Regions from separate parts of the Homo sapiens genome. Here region 2 is linked to region 1. A link is an interaction called in ENCODE POLR2A ChIA-PET data of the cell type or tissue named here. Cell type or tissue: GM12878. All regions are shown on one strand. Each heading gives the region's core, and the rest is flanking DNA. Links, peaks and the distances in the headings are about the cores only.

The links. ChIA-PET counts read pairs that join two places held together with the same protein. Peaks named below come from ENCODE experiments on the same cell type or tissue, not always from the same donor. Only the 100,000 strongest peaks of a DNase experiment are listed, where the experiment ranks them.
Region 2: POLR2A ChIA-PET joins it to region 1 with 16 read pairs; 4 of 35 experiments call an interaction of 5 or more read pairs at or near these places.

Annotation. Positions count from the first base shown.
Region 1 is chrX:119,682,444-119,689,478 of GRCh38, reverse strand. All of the region lies in intron 1 of SEPTIN6 (septin 6), which reads left to right. Among named protein-coding and RNA genes, the nearest start is that of SEPTIN6, 7.2 kb to the left of the region's middle. RefSeq lists enhancers at 3,229-3,278, 3,309-3,358, 3,629-3,858. In GM12878, for the core only: no CTCF peak of the experiment used is centred there; DNase peaks (open chromatin) are centred at 3,208 and 3,970; H3K4me3 peaks cover 3,675 bases; H3K27ac peaks cover 4,868 bases.
Region 2 is chrX:119,497,647-119,504,681 of GRCh38, reverse strand. No RefSeq gene overlaps it. Among named protein-coding and RNA genes, the nearest start is that of SLC25A5-AS1, 32 kb to the right of the region's middle. RefSeq lists a silencer at 922-1,216 and an enhancer at 3,672-3,751. In GM12878, for the core only: no CTCF peak of the experiment used is centred there; a DNase peak (open chromatin) is centred at 3,551.

The DNA of each region.
Region 1 (7,035 bases), core at 1,055-6,054:
GGCTTTTAAGCTTATAGTCTAGTTGGAATGACAAATTGTGGACACTGTGAAATAATTAAAGAACTATAGAAGATCCTTGTGATGCCCCACCTCACCCCCTGACTATGAGGTGGCTTGGGCTGCTATTAATATATATTTCGAGAGGTTCCATGACTTGTCCAAGGTAACCAAGGCACAGGGCAAGCCCCAAAAGCTGCATGTGCTGGCTCTTTTAATGAGCTGTTCCTTTCAATGTTGCATTCTGGGATCCAGACCGTAAATGCCGGCCCATACCAAGAGCATCTGGATGATTCTGGCTTGAACTAGTCCCACAATGTGAACAATGAAGCTTTCTCTAGTGGCAATCTAGGTAGTGGTCATTCTCCCAAGTGAACTTTCAGGGGCTAACTTTGCCCTACAAAGTTAGCTGGGGTTGGTCTGGGTCAACTGTCTCAGAGCAACTGTCTTCAGGTGGGGAAAAGATTGCTGCTGCACTCTGGTTTTGCTATCATCACGTGGCAGTTACCCTTTGATTCCCTTTGAGGTCTCTGCTTCAGGCGTTCCTACCACCACCCACTAAAGGTAGTATCGTACCTCAAACATAGAAAACAAAACCCTATTACCTAGCTCTATTGGTGATACAACACGGAAGAAAGTTTACATGGCCCTAAATATTTAAAAATGTTGATTCTAAATTTGAGGGGTTTTTGGACAGTCATTACATTATTTTCTAACTTCTCTGTGTGTTTGGGATGTTTCTTTTCTTCTTTTCCTTTTTTTTTTTTTTTTCCCCGAGATGGAGTCTTGTTCTGTCGCCCAGGCTGGAATGCAGTGGCGCGATCTCAGCTCACTGCAACCTCCGCCTCCTGGGTTCAAGAAATTATCCTGCCTCAGCCTCCCGAGTAGCTGGGATTACAGGTGTGCACCACCGTGCCCAGCTAATTTTTGTATTTTTAGTAGAAACAGGGTTTCACCATGTTGGCCAGGCTGGTCTCGAACTCCTGACCTCGTGATCTGCCCACCTTGGCCTCTCAAAGTCCTGGGATTACAGGTGTGAGCCACAGCGCCCGGCCTGGGATTTTTCAAAATAAAAAGCGGGCAGAATGACAATGTCCCCCAAATGCACATGGTCCCTTCTTTCAAGGAACTGGTGGAGGCAGACACAAATCACTATCTAATTATCTTTGTGATAAGTGCTACACAGGAGAGTGACTGCCTGCCATGAGATTTCATTACTAAGGGAACCTAACTCAGCAATGAATGGAGGCAGAGGGTGACAGGAAGGGCTTCCTGAGGGCTTCAAATAGGAAATGGGTAGGTGTGAAGGTGGGTGAGATCTCACATCTGCTACTGGGTTGGGAACATTTCATTTGCCAATTCACCCACTTTTATTTTCATTCATTCCTTCAGCACATATTCACTGGGCACTGATCGGCCAGGCCCCGTGCCAGGTGCTGAGGATATAGTGGTGGCCAAGGCACGCAGGAACTCTGCCCTCTCACAGCTTCCAGATGAAAGGCAGGAATAAGCCCTGTTTCCTTTTTACATCCTAAATCCTGGAAATGTGAGTGTTAGCGGTGTTCTTAATACAAAACTACATTATAGCAGAGTGATTTGTCTGTATCATCTAATGAGATTTTGATCTGCAGTCATGTGCATAGCATTTACTTTGTGGAGTCTCTGCTGTAAATTTTCTATTAATTGCTGGCTTTGTTACCAAGCATGGCCACTGCCTTTGTGTGCTATAAGGGAGCAAACCTATTGCATTAGCCTGAGCAAAGCCAATTAGGAAGATAAGTCCTCTGGAAAAAGGTATTCCCAAACTAAGTAGGGCTGATTTCTGGACTTGCCTGGGTTTTTGGATGATCAGAGCCATGGTTTAATATTAGCATGAACAATTGAGAAGGGCTTTTAGTTGCATGTACATTAAAACTACATTCAAGACAGATGAGGCCAGGTGCGGTGGCTCACGTCTGTAATCCCAGCACTTTGGGAGGCCGAGGCGGGCAGATCATGAGGTTAGGAGATCCAGACCATTCTGGCTAACACGGTGAAACCCCATCTCTACTAAAAATTAAAAAATTAGCCGGGCGTGGTGGCGGGTGCCTGTAGTCCCAGCTACTCTGGAGGCTGAAACAGGAGAATGGCGTGAACCCGGGAGGCGGAGCTTGCAGTGAGCCGAGATTGTGCCACTGCACTCCATCCTGGGCGACAGAGTGAGACTCCGTCTCAAAAAAGAAAAAAAAAAAAAGACAGATGAAAGAAAGAAAGAAGGAAAGAAGGAAAAAGAAGGAAAGAAGGAAAGCCATGGATATATATAACATGTTTCTTTCAACGATCTCGAAATGCTTCCATCTGTATGATTTCATTTTCCCCAATGGCTTCCTGGACAAGTATTACTGTTCCCTTTATTTAATGGGTGTAGGGAGACCAAGTTACTTAGTCCGAAGTGCTATTGCTGGTCAGTGGGTGATACGATTAAACACCCACCAGATGACACAGATTCCTTGTTTAAAAACACTTGTCTTTTCATGATGTTTCTAAGACATCAAAATCCTGCCATGACCTCTCTTCCCCCTCTTTTCACTACACTCCCTCAGCACTCCCATAGGGCCCAGGGAAGAGTATACTAGGGTGATTCGGAGACTCTCTGATATTAAAAAGATTCTCAGCTTAAATCCAATATAGCACAGTCACGGGTTGTGTGGGTTTTCTTTTTTATTTTTTCTTCTCCATATTGCTTTAAATAAAAATCTTGGAGCCACCAGCCATGTAATGATGGATTATTTTAAGTAACAACTGGAGTGGGGGGCGCAGAATAAATTAGAAACACAGACCCTTCCTCCTCAGTTTGGCAGGAGGAGGCTTCTGCTGCTGGGATTTGAAACCGTGGGTTTCTCTGCCGCCTGCACAGAGGAAGGAGGCCACATGCTCAGGAGGGTGAGAAATAATGTTATCCTCTTCTTCAGTGTCTTCTCATTAGAGGCAGCCATCTGCTGAATTATGCAGCGCGCTCTCAGCCGGCCCTTCCACTCACTTAAAGGTGACCAGGGAAAAGATCTGCAGGCCTTCTCAGCGAGAGGCCTCAGGGCTCAGGTTTCCCCTGCCATGGCCCTCTCTGACCCGGAATGAAGGCCCTGGGGTAACGGGGCAGAACTCTGTTTTCCTGGCCCTGATGAGGTGTGAGGTCGTGTTCGGTTTCCTTTCACATTGGAGGCCCCCAGCTCTGAACACTGGCGCTGAGGCAGGAACTGGGTTTTTTTCAGATCCCCATTAAACAAGACCAGATGGAGGCAGAGGCAAATTCAGGCTCCCCAGAGGGCAGTTGGGCATTCACCCAGAGGCCTGTGGGTAAACCTTTTCTTTTTTAGCAGATTGGAGGTAACAATAGCCAGAACACCTAGAAAACTCTCTTTCAATTGTCTGGCTTCCAGGGAATCTGGCTGGCTTTTGTGGGAAAGTTTCACTCACCCTGAGCAAGGGTCACCCCTGGCCTGAGGTGGGGATATTTGACCTAGACTTAGGCTTGTGTTAGTCTTGGGGTTCTTCAGCAGAACTGGGCAGCTGGCCAGGCTGAGACTTAGGCCGCAGTCAAAAGAGAGGGAAACAGGAGGAAAAAGTGGGGAAGTGAGTAGAGAGCAGGAACACACAATGAGTGCCTTCCACCGCATTGACTGCTTCAGTTGCCTTCTGTGGGCCAGAACCACCTTGGGGAGCTCACGGGTTTCCAGATTCGGTTCCTTGACCCTTCTGCCCCTGACCAGCATCAAGCCAGAAGCTCAATGTCCCGGAATTTTACCAGTCTAAAGAAACACATGTGCCACTTGAGTCAGCTTTTCCATTTGAGAGTGGCCGTTGGCTCGACAGGGGCCTGGATCCTAGCACTATTCTCTGTCACTAAATCAGTCTGTGACGTGAGCCAAGTCACTTCCTCTCTGTGAGTCTCTGTTTCCCCTTTTGTGAAACGAAAGGGCTGGATTAGGTGATCTTTAAGGGCGTTTCCAGCTCTAACATTGTATGGTGCTTATGTTTCCTTTTTCTCCAGCCTCATTTCTTTTAGGTCCTTGCCTGCGTCTGCTTCCGAATGAGGTGGCAGAATTGAACCCCACCCCTTCCCTGCTTTGACCCCTTGAGCTGGGTGGGGAGAGAGTCGTAGGGAAGGTCGATCTATGCTTTTAGCTCAGCAGGCTCTCGGTAAGTGGAACAGAAACAACCCTTCAGATATTGCCTGTCCATGTAGGTGTAGATAGCTATTGTCTTCCTATAAAGGTACATGACAGCTGAATGTTTGTCTATTGAATCCTGCTTTCAATGCAGTAGAAGAGCCGGCTACTTAATGGAATCCTGCTGTGAATCCTTTTATAGAATGAAAAGCCACTCTGGAATTTATCTTGTGTATTAAAATCAGTTTCATCTATTGGATTTGCCAAAAATGGGCCTCCTCCTCTGTCTGGTAAGGATAGTCTGTCTTGTGCTTCTTCAGCACAACTGCTCCCCAACTGAAGGGCATTTCTGAGGCCCCTTGGGGGTGCTGCCAGCTTTTGCAGGCCTTATTTCTCCTTAGAACAGCCCCCACATTTCTCTTTCCCAGGATAGGGCATTGCTACTACTCAGTTTCCTCTTAGCCTGGCTTAATTAGCATGAGGGACATTCTGATATTTGATGTGTTGGATGCATTTGAGAATTGTTTTTAAAACCTGTGGGAACTTGGCTGTGTGCGGGGGCTCACACCTGTAATCCCAGCACTTTAGGAGACTGAGGCGGGCGGATCACCTGAGGTTAGGAGTTCGAGACCAGCCTGGCCAATATGGCAAAACCCCGTCTCTTCTAAAAATACAAACATTAGCTGGATGTGGTGGTGGGCGCCTGTAATCCCAGCTACTCGGGAGGCTGAGGTAGGAGAATCACTTGAACCCTGGAGACGGAGGTTGCAATGAGCTGAGATCGTGCCACCGCACTCCAGCCTGAGAGAGACAGAGTGAGACTCCATCTCAGAAAAAAAAAAAAAAAAAAAAAACCTCTGGGAACTTATCAGTGCTTTTGTGGTTCTTATGACATAATACAGCGGCATCCTTGGCAGCATTGGAGGCAGCAGAGGAAGCTATCAGCTACCTGATTGTTTCATCAAGACTTTTTGCTACATGTTTCAGGATATATGATTTGACTTCTGGTTCACATGAATCATTATAATAAGAAATTATACTGTATGACAATAAGTTATATATATAATATGTAATAATAAGTTATAATAAGGGGGCTGGGCACAGTGGCTCACGCCTATATTCCCAGAACTTTGGGAGGCCGAGGCGAGTGGATCACCTGAAGTCAGGAGTTCTAGACCAGCCTGGCCAACATGGTGAAACCCCATCTCTACTAAACTAAAAATACAAAAATTAGCTGGGTGTGGTGGTACACACCTGTAATCCCAGCTACTCAGGAAGCTGAGGCAGGAGAATCGCTTGAAACCAGGAGGGAGAGGTTGCAGTGAGCTGAGATCGCGCCACTGCACTCCAGCCTGGTTGACAGAGTGAGACACTGTCTCAAAAAAAAAAAAAAAAAGAAGTTATAATAAGGAGACTAATAGGGTTTTATTGTATTTCTGGTAAAATAAATGTTTTATATACAATAAAACTGCCTGAAAGCTAAATGCTCTGATGACCCAAATTGTCAGGCACCTTTTTGGTTGTAGTTCAATATTTTTCTAAAATACCTGAGGCCACTTTCCTACCCAGGAAAGTATCATCATAGAATCTTTTTTAAAAAAGTAACATTTTCCCTGTTTATAAAAGTAAAATATGCCTATTGTAGAACATTTGGAAAACCCAGAAAAGCAACATCACCTACAACCTCTCTACCCAAAAGAAATCACTGACATTATTTTGGCATGTGTTCTTCTAATCTTTTAAAAAATGTGTATTTTCCCCCATCATTGGGATGACCCTGTGTATACAGGTTGGTTTTCCTGTTGTTGTTTGCCTTTGGTGAGCATTTCCTTTTGTCATTAAATATTCTTAGAAAACATTTTTCTCAGCTGCTTAATATTCCATCATGTATCACTGAACCGATGATTCATAGTCTTGGAGATTTGCACGGTCTTTCAGACATCAGTGTTCAGGGCTGAGAGTGGAAATGGAGAAAAGGGAGGTGTGAGAGCTTGGGCCCACCAGTAGGTGACTGAAGAGAGTCCGGTTTCAGTGTTTCTTTTCTTTCCTAGCATTTTTGTTGTTGTTGTTTGTTTGTTTGTTTTGAGACAGAGTCTCCCTCTGTTGCCCAGACTGGAGTGCAGTTGTGCGATCTCAGCTCATTGCAACCTCCGCCTCCTGCGTTCAAGCGATTCTCCTGCCTCAGCCTCCCAACTGGCTGGGACTACAGGCATGAGCCACCAAGCCTGGCTAATTTTTGTATTTTCAGTAGAGACGGGTTTTCCCAGTGTTGGCCAGGCTGGTTTCGAATTCCTGGCCCCAAGTAATCTGCCCGCCTTGGCCTCCCAAAGTGCTGGGATTACAGGCATGAGCCACCGTACCTGGCCGCTTTCCTAGTATTTGGATGGGAATGGCCAGAGGAGAAAGTTTAGGGACAGCCTAGTCATCAGCAATGAGTTTCAAACTTTTTGCTTTTATTCTTTAGAATGACAGCTACTAATTTAGCCACCCTGGTTTGAAACAGAGGCGGGAAATTCTCCATTGACACAGATGCACCCTCAGTTCCCAGAGGCCTCAAATACGGCTTGCTTACTATCACAGAGGTTGGAAGAGGGGCCAAGGGGAGTGGGGGACAGAGGTGGCCTACTCGGGTGCTTAAGGGACTCTTTATTTTCAGTAACAGCAATGAGAGAAAGATGCGCAGCTGGAACCACCATAACTTGTTCTTGATAATATGAACCTTACGAATATTCAATTAAAAAACGAAATTGGTGTGTCCTCAGGAGAGGAGGCAGAAGAGAAAGAGAGCAGTGTTTCTGCCTGTGATATGAAATGTGGTATAACGTATTTAAAAACCACAGGTGACTGCAGATGAGGAGAAAACAGGAAATGTAATTGGGGAGGGGAGTGGGGC
Region 2 (7,035 bases), core at 1,344-6,343, 190 kb after region 1:
TGGCTGATTTCAAGCAGTTAACTTCAATGTGATGTTGGGAAGAGACACAATTGCACACTATTATACAGTATTTCAACTCTACAGATACTGTAGACATAAATCATCTGAAGAGCACAGGTAATAGTAAAATGAAGGCCGGGTGCGGTGGCTCACGCCTGTAATCTCAGCACTTTGGGAGGCCGAGGCGGGTGGATCACCTGAGGTTGGGAGTTCGAGATCAGCCAGACCAACATGGAGAAACCCCGTCTCTACTAAAACTACAAAAAATTAGCCGGGCGTGGTGGCACATGCCTGTAATCCCAGCTACTTGGAAAGCTAAGGCAGGAGAATCGCTTGAACCCGGGAGGCAGAGGTTGCGGTGAGCTGAGATCGTGCCATTGCACTTCAGCCTGGCAACAAGAGCGAAACTCCATCTCAAAAAAAAAAAAAAAAAGTAAAATGATTAGGAGATGATGAGTTTTGGGACATTGATTACCTTAGTTTTTAATATAATTTATTTAATTGTAATTTTATATATTTTAAAATAAGTGCTATGCTTAATGACTGACTCACAAAACTTCTGAAAATATAGCATCTGGCTCTCATGGGCCAGAGGGAGCCAGCTCCAGCACATACCCGGGGCCAACTATATTTCCAAGTCCTGAATGACCCTCATCCCTACTCCCATGCCCCTTTGCCATTCATTCAGGACCCCATAGCCCACCGCCTTTGATGGGAGCTCCTGGATTCCAAAGCAAACCCTAGCTGGCACCAAAGCCTCACTGCCACCTTGAGCGAGAGTTCTGGCGACAGATTGACAACAGTGGCTTTTCCATGGGTGGGTGGCCTCTTTTTGCCTGGGAAGGGGTGGAAGAGAGCCAGGGACACTTGCATTGACTCTGGAATGCACACCTGGCAAGCACTCAAGTCTAAGAGGAAGAGAAAGATCAAGGTGTGAGTGCAGGGGAGCTCTGGCTCAGCCCTCTGTCAACTTGGCCCTGCTCCTGGCTGGGCTGAAATTGACTTCGGAAGGCTTTCCAGAAAGGCTGGTGATGCTGGAGACTGTGGGCTGGGGGGCAGGGCAAACATTTCTCTTCTGCCTCCAGGATGTTACTCAGAGCTCTGGAAGCTACTCCCAAGGGTGATCCAGTGTTTGCCCTTGAAGTCTACATTTTCGGCCCTATTTCCTTTTCAGCAGTAGAAGTGGCTGGCAGTGGAATTTGGGTCTGGGCCTCGTGCTGAGTGGCTGTCGGCTTTGGAATCTGACCCTCCCTGGTGGAAAAAGCTGGGCCAGCATTTGGGGCAGTCCTCAGCGTGCAGGCCCTATATGCTGTCTACTTTGGGCCACACGCACTTGGCTTTGCTCCTCAGGTAACCCCTGGGAAACCTATCAGGTGCAACTGCTCTGATGCAGTTGGGGCAGTGTTGTGATGGGCTGCTGTGATGTCACTGCATGAATGAAGGTTCTGTGTTTGCACCTAGGCTGGCAGCTCTCCAGGGGCACAGTCCTCAGCCCCACCCTAGCCAGCACTCAGTAGAAGGACCAGCCCTCAGAGACTGGCTGAATGAATTGATGAGTACAAGCCTGGCTGACATTCAAGATTTCTTCCTGGTGAAACAGAAGCACAGTGTGGAGTCCTGTGTGGAAGCTCTCATCTTGACGTCTTGTACAAAGAGTGTCCTTCATTATTGCTAACACTAGAGGGGAGGGGAACCTCACTAATCCCCCCCTGCCCGACACGTACAAACACACAAAGGTTTCTACTAGCCGGATGTTCTGTAACCAGGAAGTTCAGATGCCTTTTTTTTTCTCCCAGTCTATGAGAAAAGTCACCTCTGTCCCCACCCACATGCGCACTGCTACACGCTGTGCCTACCAAGGCTGGCAGAAGTGTGCTGGCTGGGAGTGATTTGCTCTTGGCATCAGCCTGAGAATATCCTGTGCGGCTGAGAAGGTGGTGCTGCCCTCTCTGCAACACAGGGATTGGGAATTGATCGGGGCGAGGGGGCACACACTAAGGACTCAATGCACTCTGAAAGGGGAGGGCTCCAACATCAACAGAATTACAAGTGCTCCACTCCCTGCCATGCCCCCTGCATCCCAGCATTCACACACATCCTCCCGCAGATGCTGTCTGACACTATTCACAGGGGTTTGGAAAAAAGGGAAGGCCTGCCATAAAGTCTGCAAAGAGGTGTGACTATGGAGTTTCAGTAGGAAAAAAATCTCTGGGGGACCACAATTCCTATTGTCCTTATGGCTATGGATCATGGTTATGGTTATGGACAATTAAGGAGGCGATGTAAAAATCACTGTCCAGGAACCCTCCCTGCATGTCCCCGAGGATGACACCTCCACACCCTTGTCAACATGTCCTGGGCTTAATGACCCTGTGAGTGCACCTAGCTTTGAAAGTTCTGGTGTTTGCACGTGTGTGTGTGTGTGCGCGCGCACACGTGTGTGTGTGTGTGAAGGAGAGAGAAACAGTGAGAGAGAGAAAATTAATACTCTTGTTTCCAGACTAGACTTTGCTTCTGTGCTCGAAACACACACACTCCCATCCAAGTGCCTCCTGGACAGCCCCACTTACACATCCTATAGGCAACTCAAATTGAATCTACCCAACACAACTTGTCATCCTTTCCTTCCCCCTCAAACTCACAGTTTGTCCTGCCTGATGATCCCTTTCTCAATAAGTGGCACTGCCACTCACCTACCTGGCCAAGCAGGAAATCTGGGCACACCCTCGTCTCACACTCCCATAGGCCTAGTCATCAAGTCAGGCCTGTTCTAGCCTTCACGTTTTCACTTCAACAACCTCGCTCTCCATGCACGGTCACTACTTCAGGTCAGGCCCCCATCTATGTGGAAGTGCAGCAAGGCCTCCTGATGAGCTTTCCTGCCTCTAGTTCCCCCACTATCCCCACCCCCCCCTCCAATCCATTCTCAACCCTCTCAACAAACCAGTCCCGAAGGAAGTGCCCAAGGCAGCAGGAAGCAGACCTGCCTGACAAGTCTTTCTCTCCAGGTTGTAGGTGCCTGATGTTCCCCCTTATTCCAGTAGTTTCTGGGGACAGCACTGCCATATTAGCTAGCTCACCACTCTAGGTTATCTGATTCACCCTACTGGCATTGGCAGAAAGGAAGGAATGTGAACTGAGAAGAAAGTTTTGAGGCTGGGCGCGGTGGCTCATGCCTGTAATCCCAGCACTTTGGGAGGCCAAAGCGGGCGGAATACCTGAGGTCAGGAGTTTGAGACCAGTCTGACCAACATGGTGAAACCCCATCTCTACTAAAAATACAAAATTAGCTGGGCATTGTGGCACATGCCTGTAATCCCAGCTACTCAGGAGGCTGAGGCAGGAGAATTGCTTGAACCTGGGAAGTGGAGGTTGCAGTGAGCCGAGATCGCGCCACTGCACTCCAGGCTGGGCAACAAGAGCAACACTCCGTCTCAAAAAAAAAAAAAAAAATTGACACCAATGAGGAAGTCAGGGGAAGGCCCAGAGAAGGGTAATGCGCATGTCCATAGGACCAGAGGGGATTTGTGGGGAGTGGCTTCCTGAAAAGGTGTGGGCTGGGTTCTGAAGGGACAGCCCATGAGGAAGCCTGGCCCTGAAGAAGGCAGGGCCAGTGGAAGGGAGAGGTCTCAGCTTGCCAGCTCCTGCCATGACAGGTGACTGTGCTTCCCTCCCAAGGTCTTTCTGTGGGGAGAGCCAGCAAATAGCTCTCAGGGGGAGAGTTATGATCTCCCAGAATGTGGTGTCCAGGCTTCCTTCCAGGAGGGAGAAAGAAACTGGCAAGAGGAAATTTGGGGGTGGGGTTGAAAAAGGGCTCCCATTCTCCCACTCAAGACCTATGACCTGAAAAGTTGACAGAGCCACGCATTTCTTCCTCTGGGTGGGCGGATCCTGATCGTCTTCAGAGTCTGAGGGAGGCTTTTTCTCTTACAAAACTCAAGTCTCTTCTTAACCCCCATCCTCTAGGCCAGCTGGAGAGACAGCCCCCTATAAGATATAGCTTGCACCAACCCCTCTCCAGTCCTGCAAGGTGACATTGAAGCCCGTGCCCTTCTGTGGCCGCCTCTGACATCTCCAGGACACTGCCGCAACCAGTTCTCCAGGATGTGACACCACCAGACTTCTTGAGAAGAGCCCACCGTGCCTCATTCATCTTTGTATCTGTACTATGATGTGTCGCTCAAACATAACCAGAGCTAAGAAGATGACCACCATGCATCCTTCTACTCAGCCTGCAAAATGCCCATCTTTTCTCTATCCTGGTACTTCCTCCAAGGTCAACCCCTTCCCCTACACCCTTTTCGTTTTTTGTCCTGTGTTTGCTTTTTGGAGACAGGGTCTTGCTCTGTTGCCCAGGCTGGAGTGCAGTGGCGTGATCATGGCTCACTGAAACTTGACTTCCTGGGCTCAATCGATCCTCTCACCTCAGCTTCCAGAGTAGCTGGGACTACAGGTGCGTGCCACCACACCTGGCTAATTTTTGTATTTTTTTTGTAGAGACGGGGTCTCTCTATGTTGCCCAGGCTGGTCTTGAACTCCTGGCCTCAAGAGATCTTCCTACCTCGGCCTTCCAAAATGCTGGGATTACAGGCATGAGCTACCATGCCTGGCTCCTTTCACTCCTTTGGGAATATACCTTTTACTGCCCCGAAGTCCAGATTCTGACCATGGTGAGCAGGTCTCTTCAAGAACTAGCTGCTGCTTTCATTTCTCACCACTCCCTCCCCAATCCTTGGTACTCTGTCTTGCCATACTTTTTTATTTTATTTTTATTTATTTATTTTTATTTATTTTGGGACAGAGTCTCACCCTATCGCCAGGCTGGAGTGCAGTGGCACAATCTCAGTTCACTTCAACCTCTGCCTCCCAGGTTCATGCAATTCTCCTGCCTCAGCCTCCCGAGTAGCTGGGACTACAGGCGTGCGCCACCATGCCCAGCTAATTTTTGCATTTTTAGTAGAGACGGGGTTTCACCATGTTGGCCAGGATGGTCTCGATCTCTTGACCTTGTGATCCCCCTGCCCTGGCCTCCCAAAGTGCTGGGACTACAGGCGTGAGCCACCGCTCCTGTCCTATACTTAAAAAACTCTTTATTTGGAAGTAATTTCAGGCTGGGCGCGGTGGTTCACGTCTGTAATCCCAGCACTTTGGGAGGCCGAGGTGGGTGGATTGCCTGAGCTCAGTAGTTCAAGGCCAGCCTGGCTGACATGGCAAAACCCTGTCTCTACCAAAAATGCCAAAAAAAAAAAAAAAAAAAAGATGCCGGCAGGAGGATCACTTGAACCTGAGAGGCGGAGGTTGCAGTGAGCTAAGATTGTACCTCTGCACTCCAGCCTGGGCAACAGAGTGAAACTCCATCAAAAAAATAAAAATAAAAAAAAATTCAAATTTACAAAATGTGCAAAAATAAAAAGAGCACGAGGAACACTTGTATAATCTTTACCCAGATTCATCTGCTTTTAACATTTTATCTCATTTCCTTTATCATTTGGGTTCTCTCTCTCTTTCTCGCTCTTTCTCTCTCCATACAGATACACACACATATTATGTATATACATTTTATACATACACACTATATATACACATATACACATACACATAATATATACACATTATGTATATACATTTTATATGCATACTATAAACACACACACTTTTTCTGAACCATTTGAGAATAAGTTGTATATATCATGGTCCTTTACCTCTACACTTCAGTGTATATTTCCTAAGAATAGAGATATCCTGTTCCAGATTTTTAAAAAAGCTAAATGCAATACCTGACCCTAGAGTAGCTCCTGTACTTGAGAGGAAAAAAATGTTCTAAAGAACATTCCCGCAGCATTTTTTTTAGATGGCATGATCTTGGCTCACTGCAACCTCCACCTCCTGGGCTCAAGCGATTCTCCTGCCTCAGCCTCCCGAGTGGAGCTGGGATTACAGGCGCGCACCACTACTGCCCGGCTAATTTTTATTTTTATTTTATTTTTAGTAGAGATGGGGTTTCACCACGTGGGTCAGGCTGGTCTCGAGCTCCTGACCTCAGGTGATCCGCCCACCTCGGCCTCCCAAAGTGCTTGGATTACAAGCATGAGCCACCACGCCCCGGCCTGTTGTTTCTTTAAATCTTTTCAAAAACCAACTTAAAAAAAACTTCAGTAGTTTTCTGGGGTACAGGTTGTTTTTTGGTTACATGGATAAGTTCTTTAGTGGAAAACTGACTTTTCATTTCATTGATCTTGTATATTTTTTTAAGTCTCAATTGTATTTATTTCTGCTCTGGCCTTTATTACTTCTTTCCTTCTACTAATTTTGGGTTTGGTTTGTTCTTGCTTTTCTAGTTTTTGTTTTGTTTTGTTTTGTTTTGTTTTGAGACAGAGTCTCGCTCTGTCGCCGAGGCTGGAGTGCAGTGGCACGATCTCGGCTCACTGCAATCTCCACCTCCCGGGTTCACACCATTCTCCTGCCTCAGCCTCCCAAGTAGCTGGGACTACAGGCGCCCGCCACCACGTCCGGCTAATTTTTTGTATTTTTTTTAGTAGAGACGGGGTTTCACCGCGTTAGCCAGGATGGTCTTAATCTCCTGACCTGATCTGCCCGTCTCGGCCTCCCAAAGTACTGGGATTACAGGTGTGAGCCACTGCGCCCAGCCACTTTTCTAGTTTTTTGAGGTGCATTGTTGGGTTGTTTATTTGAAATCATTATATTTTCTTGATATAGTTGCTTATTGGTACAAACTTTCCTCTTAGTACTGCTCTTACTGTATCCCACAGATTTTGGCATGTTGTGTTTCATCCGATATTTTTTTCTTTTTGAGACAGGGTCTCATTCTGTACCCCAGGATGGAGTGCAGTGGCACGATCATAGCTCACTGGAGCCTCAAACTCCTGGTCTCAAGTGATCTTCCCACCTCAGCCTCCTGAGTAGCTAAGACTATAGGCTTGCACCACCGTGCCCAGCTTATCTTCTTAATTTTTTGTAGAGACAGGGTCTCGCTGTGTTGCCCAGGCTGGTCTTGAACCCCTGGCCTCAAGTGAT